2 separate regions of the Homo sapiens genome follow, and region 1 is linked to region 2. A link is a contact called in ENCODE Hi-C or POLR2A ChIA-PET data. All regions are on one chromosome and are shown on one strand. Each heading gives the region's core, a stretch centred on a gene start or an enhancer-like site at or near the end of the contact. The rest is flanking DNA. Distances are from core to core; before and after follow the strand shown.

The links. Hi-C counts contacts between places; a loop is a spot of excess contacts on that map. ChIA-PET counts read pairs that join two places held with the same protein, here RNA polymerase II (POLR2A). Pooled maps may share reads with other maps.
Region 1: a map of transverse colon shows a loop between it and region 2 (8-fold over the local background). The contact joins the enhancer-like site here to the promoter of NAV2-AS3 in region 2. A Hi-C loop is called at or near these places in 1 of 168 maps with a recorded cell type or tissue (transverse colon), 4 of 37 single-sample maps with no recorded cell type and 1 of 50 pooled maps. POLR2A ChIA-PET finds 5 or more read pairs at or near these places in 2 of 52 experiments (A673 and Panc1).

What each region holds. Positions count from the first base shown.
Region 1 is chr11:19,933,823-19,938,274 of GRCh38, reverse strand. NAV2 (neuron navigator 2) reads right to left here. Exons shown (of 38, transcript NM_145117.5): 7 at 3,998-4,452. Among named protein-coding and RNA genes, the nearest start is that of NAV2-AS3, 45 kb to the left of the region's middle. Within about 2 kb of position 3,202, at least 7 of the 41 ENCODE cell types and tissues checked have a DNase peak (open chromatin) inside an H3K27ac peak, as active enhancers do.
Region 2 is chr11:19,979,920-19,984,822 of GRCh38, reverse strand. NAV2-AS3 (NAV2 antisense RNA 3) reads left to right here and starts at 3,449. Exons shown (of 2, transcript NR_174949.1): 1 at 3,449-3,586. It overlaps NAV2 (neuron navigator 2), which reads right to left. Exons shown (of 38, transcript NM_145117.5): 11 at 576-698.

The DNA.
Region 1 (4,452 bases), core at 1,953-4,452, 46 kb after region 2:
GATCTTTCATTGACTTTTGTAATACTGACGTGATGACATCACTGTCTTCGGTGGTTTCCATTACCCACAGAATAAGGTCTAAACCCCTTATTGTGGTAGATGATGGCCACATTCTTCCTTTATTTCCAGCCCCATCTCCTGCCTTTCCAACTCTTTACATACAACTCTACTATGCTGCACCCACATGTGGCTTCTCTCCACATGGCTTTAACAGGTTTATCTTTGCAGTAACTACAACCTCTCTGCCTAAAGGCCCTTCTCCTCCTTCCTTAGTTCGCTGCTAATCTGTCTTTAAGATGCAGCTTCCATGTCATCTTTTCCTGAGAGCTTTCCTTGACTCCTTGCCAGGAGTTCCTACAGCACTCTCCTTATTCTCTTGTTGGCTAAAATGTGATCCTATAGCACTCTCCTTATTCTCCTGTTGGCGAAAATGTAAATCTTTCCTCAACTAGATTGAGAGCTCTTCAGAGGCAAAGGTTAGTTCAAGTTCATATGCTACACAGGCAACGCAAGAAGGGTGTGTTGACTGGATAAATAAGAAATGTTTAAGTCTCAGAAGATGCTAGGTACTAGAAGGAACATTAGACTTGGAAGTCTAAATATTCGACTAGCTCCAGGTCTAAGATCTATAACTTGTTAGCCATGCAAAACTTGAGTTGTCACTCCACCTCTTTGAATCTCAGCATCCTCATCTGTACAATGGGGATAATAATAGCAATCTCCTCTGGTTCTATAAAAATGAAAGGTGATGTGACACACAACTCTTAGTAAACTATAAAGTGATAAAGTGATAGATGAATCCACTGTTACTTCTGAATTGATAAATATAATTCATTCTGAGTGATTTTTAAAAAAATGACCCATCTTCCCTTTACTCCTTGGTAACAACTTTAACATGGAGAGGTTTTGGTGGGCGGGGGGGGAGCAATTATAAGTTATATATAGTGAACCATAAGCTTGAGGGAGAGAATTTTAGAGCAGAAAAGGAGAATAAACCATTTTATAGAATCTAATCTAATCCAATCTTCTCATTTTCCAGATGAAGACAATAAAGATAAAGTGATTTAGAGTCAAGACTGGTGGTTAAGAGCCTGGTCTCACTAGTTAGACAGACTTGGCTTTTTGGTTTGTTTGTTTTTGAGACAGTCTCGTTCTGTTGCCCAGGCTGGTGTGCAGTGGCGTGATCATGGCTCACTGCAACCTCCGCTTCCCAGGTTCAAGGGATTCTCATGCCTCAGCCTCCGGAGTAGTTGGGACTACAGGCGTGCACCACCTCGCCAGGCTAATTTTTGTATTTTTAGTAGAGATAGGGTTTCACCATGTTGGCCAGGCTGGTCTTGAACCCCTGACCTCAAGTGATCTGCCCACCTTGACCTTCCAAAGTGCTGGGATTTCAGGTGTAAGCCACCATGCCCAGCCTACACCTGGTTTTAAACATGAGCCCCTCTAGTCTAGTTCTGTGACTTGGGGCAAATTGCTTAATTACCTCTAAGCTGCTAGCTCATGGAGGTGTGGGAAGAATGAAGTGAGCTAAGATGTGGAAAGCCCTTAGCGGACTCTGTACCCACACTCGATCAATACCTGTTCCTGCAGCCAGTGCCGAAGACCTCAGAGGGCACCAAGGGCTGATAAAGGACAGGGCCCAGGTGTCCTGATTCGTATCCTGGTGCTCTTATTTCCAGCGTCACTTCCCAGACTACCCTAAAGATGAAGGCAACTCAGAGGGGACAGAAGGACGTTAGTTACCCAGAGTGGGCATTAACGTAAAAACGGGGCTAGTCAGATCCACATCATAGACGTTTTCCTCTTCCTCCTCTTTGTCAGACATTTGCTTTTTATCATTAAGACTTTTTCTTCTGATAGAAAAGCTTGAAATAAAAAAAGGTTATATCTTTTATAATCTTTCAAATGATTATAGCGAACAACAAAAAAAGAAGGAATGGGATTGATGGTGATCAAAGACTGTCATATTTTAATTTTGAAAATGCAAATTGAGAAGCTGTGAATCCTGAATATGTATTACCTTAAGACTAATAATGCTATTGGAATTATAAAAATTTCATATGGAGCTATTTAGTTGCCTCCACACTTCAGAGAACAGTTCATGGCTGGGCGCGGTGGCTCATGCCTGTAATCCTAGCACTTTAGGAGGCTGAGGAGGGTGGACTGCCTGAGCTCAGGAGTTCAAGACCAGCCTGGACAACATGGTGAAATCCTGTCTGTATTAAAATTAAAAAAAAAAAAAAAATTAGCCAGGCATGGCGGCATGCACCTGTAGTCCCAGCTGCTCAGGAGAGGCTGAGGCAGGAGAATTGCTTGTACCTGGGAGGCAGAGGTTGCAGTGAGCTGAGATGGTGCCACTGCACTCCAGCCATGGCGATAGAGCGACACTCCATCTCAAAAAAAAAAAAAAAAAAAAAAAACAGAAACAAAACAAAACAAAAGCCGTGTATGTAGACCAGCTGAGTCATTATCTAAGCCCTGGTGCTCTCTCAGGATTGTGAGCTGAGCTGATGACTTGATTCAATAAAATGAGACCTTCTCCCAATTAAAAAGATTGGTATGACCCTCACTGAAGGAGAATGCAAGCAGAACAAAAGGAAGGAGTGCAATGCCTGACATTCCTTTGCTGGCCTGGTGCTGGCTGGCTTTCCTTTGAAAGCACTTAAGCCAGTCCCTCCACCAGCTATTGGCAGGAACTGTAACAGAGACCACTAGAACACAGCTCAGGAGGAAAGAGGGAATATCGAATTCTTTGGGGAATCATACAAACATAGCAAGCTGAAAGTCTGGGCATGCACCTATGCACCTGAACAGGTATGTAAATACGGGTATGCACATGTGCCTTTGCATTTTATGTATGAATGTATACTTGTGTCCATGCTTATATGTGACTTTTAATGTGTGTCCACATGTATGGCTGTATGAGTGTGAGTGTACAGCTGTGCATCTGTATGCACTTGAGTTACAACTGTAAAATACGTGTCTAGAATGTGACACTTGATCATTAATCCTCTTTTGTGTGTACAAGTATTAGTTATCCAATTGTGCAATGTGGCCAAATGCACTGCTCATCTCCAGCACAGGATCGAATCAGGCACTGTCAGTGAAAGCTCTGGGAATGATAAGAACTTTAAGGGCAGGGGTTGGGGAGCTTCCATCTGCCTGGAGTGGACTCATCCATGTGTATGACGTGGCCCCTGAATCCCATGTGCCTCATTCAGCAAGGGGTGTGGTGTAGCCTGAGCAATGAGCAATGTCGCTGACCAGAATCACACAGAGCAGCAGCACCACTGTGTGGACTGGCTCCACACAGTCTCCCATGGTCCTGAGGATGTGCCATCAAAGAGACAGGGGCTAGGGGACAGATAAAGACAGAAGGATCCATCCATCTCCACAAACACCCAGGCTTATCTCCTCAGAACATGAGCTCTTGTTCTTCTAGACCAGCCCCTCCCCTACCATTACTCTTCTCCCCAATGTCCCTCTCCCTTCAGAAAGCCCCAGCACTCAGCAGGGACTGTGAGGATCTGGATGTTCAAGGCAATCCCTGCTATAAGAAATCTTAGTTATTGAGCCAGGTGTTTATTATTTTATTTATTTTTTAAGTATGTTGGGATGTGTTAGGACTAATGCTGGGGACTGTCGGGTGACACCAAACCGCCCCCACCCTCATATTTAGGCCTTCATGCTTTCTGCTCAGGGAAGCTGCTGCTACAAGGCCTGGGGTCCCCACTTTCCTATGCATCCTGGGATCAGCTCACATTTTACTTCCCTTCTTCAGCTTTCTCTGTTCCTTCCCCAACCTGTGCTGTATGAACTGCTCCCTGGAGCACATTGTGTCTGCTTCTCTTAGGAGTTCATCACGTGGTTTCTTAGCTACTGACTTAAGTATTCCTGGAGCACAGTCTAGCTTCTGCCCTTACAGACCCGGAATCCACTATAAAGGAACTTTTACCCAATGTCCCAGGCAGCACAGGTGGGTGGCAGCTCCTACCTGTACAGGAAAGGTGCAACCGTGGCAGTGTTGGGATGGTTGTATTGCTGCTGGGGCTGAGGTAGCTGAACACTGACGGTATTGCTTCCTGTGGTCTGGGTGGTCCCGACAGACCCACTGACAGTCTGGCTGCTGATGCTGTGGTTCAGGGTGGTCCCTCCTGGGCCTTTTCCTTCTGAGGACGCCAGGCTGGAAGAGGAACTGGAGTGTCTGCCGTCCAGCTGGGGCTTCTGCTGGGGGAGTCCTGAGCTCAGCTTCCCACTCCGGCTCCGCTCCCCTTCCTTGGAAGGCGCTGGGGCACTTGGGGATTTCCCGGGCATGCTTTTCATTCCTGGTTTTGGTATTCCACTGTGGGAAGGGGCCATGGGCTCCTTCTTGGCACTGTTGAGCTTCCCCCCTTTGGGGATGAAGCTGGCAATCTTGGAGGACTTTTTTGGCATCTCGGGCACAGCTGC
Region 2 (4,903 bases), core at 2,200-4,699:
TTACCACAGTATTTTCTGAACCTCTTTTCTTCCCTGACAGCAGTGGCAGTGACGCCTGATCAACCTCTATGATGTCAACTACTTAGCATGTGGTGTCTAAACCCATGTCCTTAAGCATTGCCTCCTATTACCATGCAACAGGAGGCTTTTTGGTGAAGGCTGCTCAGCCAAGGCTAGGAGAGATCCCTTCTGCACACAGACCTTCTGTGCCACAAGGTGCAATACCTAGAAAGCTGGCTAATGAGAGAGGAAGTAAAGCACATCCCTAGGGCCTGCTGAACTGACAAAGACACAGTAGCAACAAGCAAAACAATAACCAAAACCACCCAAGCCTGAACTCCCTGTGTTACTGCTGTCAGAAGCACCACCCTACACAGAAGCAGGACTCAAGAACCCTCGGCAGCCCTTTCCTACCTACTGTACCTGCTCCTAACCCCAGGTACAGATTCCAGGCCTCCCCTCCCTCTCTGTGGGTTCAAGTCTCCATTCACTCTCCCAATATCATAACCCTCATTTCTCAGGGCCCCCCTGGGATCACCTCTGCATCTGACCAGCCCCAAGTGCAGCAAGCTTACCTGTCAGCGTCTCCGAGGCCCAGGGAGGTATTTCGTTGCAGGGTCTCCCGTACCACAGCCATCCCATCAGGGAGCCGGTTCAGGCGACGGGTATAGAGGCCAAGTCCACCATCAGTCATGTATCTTTAAAAGGAGAAGAAGATGATGCACATGAATGTCCAAAGCAAGTGGCTTCCAGGCTTGCATTCATATCCAGAAGCCTGTACAGCCGCCAAGTGCTCTAAGGGGGAAGAAACGGAGGATTCCCTGAGGCTCTGGCACTGATCACAGCCCAAGGATAACTCAGCTGCTGATCCAACCTAGAGGATCCCCAGCTCGCTAACAAAAAGGTGAAAAAAGAGAGCGAACTCAGCTTAATTAACCCAAACTCACAGGTACCTACGACGCAGACGGGAACTAGGGAATAAAATTAACTGTCACATGGATTCATGACATTCTTTTCAATGTCAGCGATTATACAAGCAGGTGTTTTACCTGAGTAACGGAAATGGAACTGACAAATCATTAGCAAATCATAGGCAATAATATTACAGAACAGTGAGTGGAAAAAGCAGGCAGGCTTTTGAGAGAGGGGGAAAGAAAGGAGAGAGGATAGATGAGTGGCCTTTGCCATCACAGGCGAGTCCCTTCCCTGGATGGTGAGTTTTTCACCCAGGCTATAGGACTATCACGGCCTGTGACATGTGGGAATATCACAACATGGGCATGAGAATTAGTGAGATAAGGAATATGAAAGTGCACTGAAATTTGTGTAAGGCTATATAAGTGGAAGACATTACGGTTGTCACGATCATGAGGTGAATTTCACCCTTGATACTGATGTTTTCAGGGGGTTGCCACAAAACTCTGAACAACACTAATGCTAGTTTATTCTTTTTTTGGTAATACTACAAAGCTGTCTTCTGATGAAATCAGTGCTGTTCTTGAGAGGGAGGATGTCTGGAACTTTCTGTACAGATGGCTGATTGTCTACCAACCAGACAAGTTCCTGAAAGCTTAGCCACTAGTAGGAGGTAGCTCAGTCCAAGGCAGCTGTACCTCATATCTACCTTGGCTTCCTCACAGCCCCCATAAAGGAGACTGGTTTTGTCATTTCCCTCATCTTCAGAGGAGAACAGGAAGGCAAAGCAAAACTTGGGCAGAGCCAGAAACCAAACTTGGATCCCTTCAATCCCTTATGGGCCCCATCAGATCACCCTGCAAGGTATCTGAAAATGCAAGCATTTTACATTTCAAATCAAGTAATATGTAGTAAGAGGACCAATGAGTCATTATTTTTCTGAAACAGGGTCAGCTGAGCTACGTCATGGAAAGCTTAATTGCACTTGCCATTTTAACTTTTGCATATATGGAGTCGACCCTGAGGGTTCCCAATCCTTGAATTTCTTCTACCTGTAGCTGGGGACCTTTTTAGGATATATTTTTCAAGAACAGAATTATGAGATGCAGACGAGGCTGCCCAGACCAGGAAGTTCAAGTAAGGGGCAGAGAAGAAAATTCTCACTGGAGTTATCTCATGTGAAAAGCACCTTCCAGAATGGGTAAGAGGAACCCAGGAAGCTTCTAAGCTACTGTGGCTAAATTCAACACCTCCAATGTTCCCTGCTCCTCCCTTTATGACATTAATGATCCCCAAGGTCACAATATCAACATAATGAGAAATCTGTTGGAGTAAATCAGACTAAGTGTTTGTGCTTGTGCTGAAAATGCAACAGAAGAGACTGAAGTTTTCACTCAACTTTATCATTTTAAAAACCACTCTGTGAATACATTAAAAACCATCAAATTGTATGCTTTAAAATGGTGAATTTTTAGCCGGGCACGTGGCATGCACCTGTTGTAGTCCCAGCTACTTGGGAGGCTGAGGCAGGAGAATCACTTGAACCCGGGAGGTGGAGGTTGCAGTGAGCCGAGATCGTGCCACTGCTCTCCAGCCTGGGCGACAGAGTGAGATTCCGTCTCAAAAAACAAAACAAAACAAAACAAAAACAAAAACAAAACAAAAAAGAAAACCCCAAAAATAAATAAATAAAATGGTGAATTTCATGATATATGAATTAAATCTCAATAAAAATATAAAAAATGATTACAGCTATAGTTAAATAATTATTTGTTTAATTGCCCTTCAATGCATGTCTCTCACACTAAATAGTAAGCTCTTTGCAGGCAGAGATTCTTATTTTGTTCAAATCTATATCCCATGAGCTTAGTACATACTAGGTGCTTATTAAATGCTGTTTTTGTTGAATGAATGAACACATGAATGAATGAAGCCCAAAGACACAGCCATAGGGCTGTGCAAATTTTTTTTGCAAGAACACTGATTACAGGTTTTCTTTCCTCTTAAGCTTTAACAAACTTACATTTAAGACATATGACAAGCAAATTAAACTGTCGATCTGCCAATCTACCCATCATCCATCCATCCAGCCACCCTCCAACAGATAGAGTGACTCAGGGTAGAGTAATGGGTTATGGGCATCCATCCTACAGGTAGCACAAGGAGGAAAAAACACCTACACCAAAATGCCATAACTTTGCCAGAGGCTGGACTTTCTAGACCCCACGTCCTTTCAAGGAGAACTCAGTGGAAGCTCTTCAAAATACCATCTATTACACCATTAAGCAAGGCAGTTAATTTTGATCTTAGCCAAGTCTGCCCAGCCAGTTAGATAAACAAAATTCTTTCAACTGGGGAGATCTTGTCAAAGGACAAACAAACTAATTTTAGCATTCATTTCCCTGCTGGATTTTTATTGCTGGTGAAACAACACACACGGTTGGGTAATTACACACACACAGGCATGTAGACAAGGCCCACATGTACAGAACCCTGGCTTCCTGCTAAGGCCAGACTGTGGGGCCTGGTGAGCATTCCAGACACAGAATGCTGAGAAACGTTGCAGCCCCAGCCCAGCTACACCCGGGTGCAACGTGGATGTATCAGAAAACGACAACCCCAGAAAAGCGGGAAAGCCTCTGAGAAATGGGACTGAAATGGAACTGAACATGTGAGCTGGGCTTGCTGTTGGGAATTCTGACTTTGTTTTGGCAGAGGGGAGGGGAAAGGCAAAGCTAAATCAGGATCTTCTGCCTTCTCAAACTGTAGGAAGAAATGAAAGTCAGGGAGGTGAATGCAACTAGTCTGACAATGATCTAGTTTCAAGACTGCAAGTCTATTTCACTTATCGTGCGCATGTAGAGGGAGGGCAGGCAGAGTGATAAGGAAAATGGGGAACTTACCTCTTCTTTTAGAGATATGTAAACACATGTTCAACTGTTTTTTAAACAACAATATTCTTTGAAATAAATTCTGTTGTATGTCTCTCCTTGGGAGACGGCACAGCACCAGAGACAGAGCTGTGGTTAGAGCCAGCCTCACACTCAAGAAATTAATTTAAAATGTTTCTAAATTATTATCCACCAATTACAATGATTTACAAACAGCTCTGTATATATTTTTAAATAACTCCTGTATTATACAGTCAATGAAAAATATACAAATTTGGGTTTGCTGGACCAAAATTTGTATAGGAATTGGCTATTGTATACATCAATATAGACTGCCTTAACAAAGTGAAGGCCTTAAGAAAGCATAATTTACAGATGAAGCAGCCACGGGTGTGTTTATCTGAAACACTGGCTTTTGCCCAGAAGTGTTAAAAAAGCTTGTGTTTCTGAAGGTTCAGGGAGCCAGAGGACTGATGGCCTCATCCTCCACTTGAGGAGCTTTTATAAGAGGCTCACACTGGGTGAAGAAGAAATGACTTGTCTGAGGTCACAAGCAAAGGAACCAGCTGATCCAAGAACTCAATCTCAGAACACCCATGCCACACTTTCCTTCTCCTTGGAGAGATAAATAATTAGTGCTGGAGCCTAATGAGGTGCTGGTAACATCCTAATGTCTTCTGAGTGGACTCTTGCCTCAGTTGCTAAGCTACTGAACCATCTCCCCATTACCCTCCCGAGTTCTGCCATGATAGGTGGGTGGAGGCGGCTCTCCGCATCCACCTTCTTAAGCTTCCCCAGAGACCCCTGGATGGAAAGAGTCAGAGCCTCTGCTAAAGGGACAAGGTGTCTGTGGGGTGTTTTTCTTGCTTCCCTGGGGTGGCCCATGAGCATCAGGGTTAAGGAACATGACTGTTGTTAGACCCAAGTTGTTCAAATGCCTTCTCTGCCCCTTGCTGGCTGAAGGACCTAGTATACATCATTGTTAGTAAGCACTAATGGTACTAAATGCTCACTGGGTACTGTGTTAAGTGCTTCACATAAATCATGGCATTCAACCTTCAAAATAATCTTATCAAGTGTTATTGTCATCTCTATTG